Regions from separate parts of the Mus musculus genome. Here region 2 is linked to region 1. The links are chromatin loops, found by intact Hi-C in ENCODE. Cell type or tissue: left cerebral cortex. All regions are shown on one strand.

Evidence for each region. Peaks named below come from ENCODE experiments on the same cell type or tissue, not always from the same donor. Only the 100,000 strongest peaks of a DNase experiment are listed, where the experiment ranks them.
Region 2: it touches region 1 in a loop (2.5-fold over the local background); 11 of 42 quality-filtered maps call a loop at or near these places.

What each region holds. Positions count from the first base shown.
Region 1 is chr13:29,981,743-29,984,242 of GRCm38, reverse strand. The region is part of intron 1 of E2f3 (E2F transcription factor 3); the gene reads left to right. Among named protein-coding and RNA genes, the nearest start is that of E2f3, 3.1 kb to the left of the region's middle. In left cerebral cortex, a CTCF peak has its summit at 1,022; DNase peaks (open chromatin) are centred at 342, 703 and 966; H3K4me3 peaks cover 1,560 bases; H3K27ac peaks cover 1,001 bases.
Region 2 is chr13:29,918,527-29,921,026 of GRCm38, reverse strand. E2f3 (E2F transcription factor 3) reads left to right here. Exons shown (of 7, transcript NM_010093.3): 2 at 802-913; 3 at 2,232-2,451. Among named protein-coding and RNA genes, the nearest start is that of Cdkal1, 64 kb to the right of the region's middle. In left cerebral cortex, no CTCF peak of the experiment used is centred here; a DNase peak (open chromatin) is centred at 1,007.

The sequences.
Region 1 (2,500 bases):
CGGCGCCCGCCCTCGCCCGGCGCCGCCGCTCCACTCGGCCTCGGGCCCCCTCTCCAGCCGGCCCCCCACCTCCCCCGGAGCCAGGCTGCTTTCGGAAATGCCCTTACAGCAGCAGGTTAGTGACCTGGACCGCGCGGGGGCCCGAGCCACCGCCGCGGGGACCCGGGATCCCCGGGGGGCCCGAGCCGGAGGGTAGGCGACGGAGCGGGGTTTTGGAGTGGGAACGGGGGGTTGGGTGCTTGAGGGAAATGAGTAAGCAAGAAAAATCTAACTAAGTAAATCCCCGGCCTCCGCTTCTAGGAGCCCCGGGGCGGGAGTGGCCGCCCCCGGGGTGGGTATAGTGTTTACGTGTGTTTCTTTTGGGGGGTGGATGGATGGGCAATTGAAACCCTGATGAGGGCTTCACGCCCGTGGCCGAGTTGAGCTGCTTTCTGTCTTGCTTCCCTTGTGCTGGAGGGGGAGGGGGCGGGTCAGAGGGTAGGGTGTCTGTGGGGTTCCCAGGCCACCCGCCACCCCCTCCCTTTGTCCCTGTAATTTATAAAGCGCCTTTGAGAGATGATTTAGGTCAGTATGCGGCTTTCCTTTTTGTTGCTACTAGAAAGAAGTGTGGCCCCGAGGTCTCCCTCTCTTCCTTTCTCTCCTGCATTCCTTCCTCCATGCCTTCTGTCTTCACCCTCGTGTTGTGCCTTGGCCCAGACCAGACTAGAACCCACCCGGACTCGGATACCTATGGTTGCATGATAATACCAGTCGAAGATCTCACCTAGTCTTAGGTCTAGGTGTGTTTGTTTCTGCACGATCAGTATTTTGCTGGGGTCTCTTAAGAAAGTCCGTACACATATATAGGACTTTGGGAAATGGGGTGGGTAGCGAAAGAATTAATTTTCTTAAATTTCTTTTCTGTTTATAATTTTCCCCTGGGTTGGATCTTGAGTGCTTTCCAGCCTAGAGATACTTACTAGGGATGTGTGATAGAGACAGTCCCAGTCAAAGAGGCTCATCCTTTTAGTGACTAGGGTCTGCCAGCAGGGGGGAAGCCGAGTACAGTACCTGCTTACACTGTGTACAGTATCCAGTGTGCTAGATTCTCAGGCACAGGATATATTCCATGCTTTCATTAGTGGTAAATACTTTTACGGACTTGATTAAACATGCTTGACCGTGCAGTGCAGCAAGCCCACTCCCCCTACACACTCGGTTCCTATATCATAAATAAGCTGGAACAACTGGCTATTGACACACTTCTTGGATCAGATTCAGATTTGCAGGGAAAGTTATTTTTGATAATAGGAAATTGTGAGGCTAGTAAATTGCTCTTTAAGAAATATCTTAGATTATTCATTGGACCAGCTCACCCAAGACTGTCTAACCAAATTTATATGTAGTTTACTGTAGTTAAGTACTTGAAGTATAAAATTATTGCCCTCACCACCTTCCATGTTATTTCTAAACTTTTATTGTCCTTCTAGCCATGAAGTTATTATTCCAGGAATATAGATTGAATTTGTATACTCAAAAATAATGTTTCATTATAGGAATATAAATGCCTCTTACACATATTCCGAAGTAGTTTTATGTAAGATTGTAATGTATGCTGAATCACTGGTTAATCTATGCTTCCAGAGCTGTATCTTGTGGGAGGGGTATGAAGTTTATCTCCCAGGTGCATACAAAGTCCTAAGCGTTGCAGGCAATGCTTGATTTGTTTATTATGTTTTTCTTGTCAGTGTTTCCGAAGGCTTCCAGTTAAGTCTTGGAATTTATTTGATTTTGTTTTTGAGGCAGGGTCTTTTATAGCCTTGAACCCCTGGTCTTCTTGCCTCAAGTGCCCAAGTTCTGAGATTTAAAACATGCATAGCCCTGTGTTTTAGAATTCTGTTGATATTTTCCCCTAAGCATGAAGATTGAGAAGGCATATGGAATGAACTAAGATAAGACTAAACATTCTATGTTCAAGAAGAGGTGGGGAATTCTTCAGGTGACAACAATTCTAGACCTATCTGTGTCTGCTTTTCAAGTTACATCTCTAGAGCATCTAAGAACTTGACAGTGAGTGGCTTGCCTTCTTGCTAACTGTAAGCCTCCTGGCTTGTTTACAAGTTGTCTGCTATTAGGCCAATAACTTTATCTGCCCAAATGGTTCCGTCTGTAAGGCAGGGCAATAATACTGAGACTTTCTTTTTTTAAGTCATGGTAATGAGTGTACAGTACTTAGCTCAAGGCCTGGCAAATAGTTAGCTGCCCCATAAAATTCGTATTTATGAATCAAGTATTTCTGTAACTCAGAAATGACTTAGATGCTGTTCCTCTGTTTACTGATGTGAGCAGAATGCTCATATGTTTTCTAAAGTGATATGTAATTTCATTCTTCCAGAAAATTGAGACTCTATCAGTGCAAGAGGCAGCCTATCATGTCAGATTTAATTTAATCCAGTCAGAGCAACCTGCTGATTATACTTTTTGAGAGAACCTTCGGTGCCTGGGAATTTCCTCTGAGATT
Region 2 (2,500 bases), 63 kb after region 1:
TCAGACATTAAATACTTGCCAAGCACTTAGTCTTCTGGCTTGGATTATACATCGGGGAAGGAAGAGACTCCTATCCTTTCTGCTTACCTTGGTTCCTAACTGCAGTTCCCAGTATGTAGAATCTGTTAAAGGGGTTTTCAGTGGAGTGAAAAATAAGTTTAAAACTTTCATGAAGGTTTCTCACTTTCCAAATATTAGTGCTGTTGGTTGTAGCTCGTGATGGTGTATTTGCAATGTTTATTTTTTCTGATGAAGGGCCGTGTGTAGCCTGTCACTCGTTGTGTTCCTCTGAATCACTCATCTGATGAATGTATATAGAAAGAGTGATGGAATACCTACAGATCCCGGCTCTCTGCCAAGCTCCAGGATGCAAAGATAAATGGGAACTGTCTGTCTTAAAGGAAATGAGAGGCAGAGAAGTAACCATTAAGTGTTAGGATATAAGCAAATACAGTCAGTATCTGGGAAACACAAGGAGGTGTAAGTATCCAACCAGGTCAGATGGGGGAGTCCCCACTAACGTGAACTTACGTTCCATAGTGCATGAGATGTTCTTAGCAACCAGCCCTGTGCCGAGCACATACATTGAAACGGTGGATAAATGATGAAGCCAGAGCCGAAGAATCACTTTGTTCAACCCTCCAAGTGTAGGGACGGAATCGCTGCAGGGGCAGGGAATTAGTGCGTTGGGTTGGCCTTCTGAGTAAGACTGTGGGACATGACAAGCCACGGAGTGGGATAGAGCAGGAGAAGAGAAGCACAGACGGGGCCACTGACAGCTGTCTCTCCTTCTGACTACAGGCAAAGCGAAGGCTGGAACTGGGCGAGAGTGGCCATCAGTACCTCTCAGATGGTCTAAAGACCCCCAAGGGCAAAGGAAGAGCTGCACTACGGAGTCCCGATAGTCCAAAAAGTAAGGATGCTTTCATCTGTTTCCCTGTTCTCCTTGGTGTGGGACTCCCAACTCGCAAAGCTTGTGGCTGGAAGGGTGCCAAGGTGTGAATAATTTTTGGCATGTTTTCTTCTTTACTTCTTTCTGTGACTATCCAAAAATTAAAAATTAAAAAAAAATGCAATTTCTTCTGGCGCCTAGCAAAAGGCAATAGTCACTCCAGTACTTGAATGCATTTGCATTTTGAACTAGTCAGATTTAATTTTCCCTTCCCTTAGTGGACGTCACTTGAGTGCAAGGGCGGAGGCGTGTGTGGCAGCGTGATGCCTCTCCTACCTCACTCCCCAGCTCACCACACCGTAGCCTAGAAACTGGGCAGAGCCTAGCATGAGGAGGCCTGGGCTCAGGCCCCAGCACCACATAAACTGACTGTGGTCGCGCACATCCATAGTCCCAGCATTTGGGAATTGGATGGGGAAAGGTCAGCCTCAGCTAGGTGGTGAGCTCAAGGCCAGCCTGGGATACATGATACCTTATCTCAGGAAGGAGCCAAAAGAGAAAGTGGTAGTTGCGCTAAGTCCCAGCTAATTCCTTGCCTCGGTGAGTACTGTCGTCATGTCATTTGAGAAGGAAACGAATACGTCATAAAAAGCCAAATATCTCTTCTGTTTCTGCGCTTAGTGCAAAAGCTAACTTAGACTTGGCTCGTCTGTCCCCATGGTTTCTGTTATGCATCTGTAGTCTATGTGTAAGGGCTAAATCAGAACCTCAGCGTGAGCGCCTGCAGAAGAATAGCACAATACTAAATACTGACATTGCCTTTAAAGGACGTGGGGAACTTGAACGTTGGGGGCTATTCTTCATCAAAATAAGACTTTTTCTGAAAGATGGATTGACAAGGGATAACTCTGCAGCCCCCACTCCAAAGGGCTGGTGAGGTCGAGTCTGTTTGAGACCCTGTCTTGAACAAAGATGACCTGGCTCTGTGAGTTTATGCTTCTTAAATGAGATTCCCAGAGGCCTCAGCACTTTTTCATCCATTCAACAGATACTTTGGGACACCTAGACCCAGAGAATAGGCTAAGAGGACATAGAAACTACTGACAACGAGTCCAAGAAAATGCCATTGCCAACATAGGAAATCTTTATCATCTCTTCCTTTTCTGATAAAAGCCACCTCATAGCTCTCTGTAACTTACCCCCAAACAACGACCAGCTTTGCTTTAGATACTAATCTGGCTGCCGTGGGAAAGAGGGCTTGCTTAGCTGCGAAGAAACCCTTCATTTCTTTACCTTTCCCCCTATCCCCCACCCGTTCGGTTTTTTGTTTTTCTTTAAGCTCCAAAATCTCCCTCAGAAAAAACGCGGTATGATACGTCCCTCGGTCTGCTCACCAAGAAGTTCATTCAGCTCCTGAGCCAGTCTCCTGATGGGGTCCTGGATCTGAACAAGGCAGCAGAGGTGCTCAAGGTGCAGAAGAGGAGGATTTACGACATCACCAACGTGCTGGAAGGCATCCACCTCATTAAGAAGAAGTCTAAGAACAACGTCCAGTGGATGTGAGTAGGAGCCCACTCTCTCCCCGGGCACCAGCCAGCTCCTCGGGGC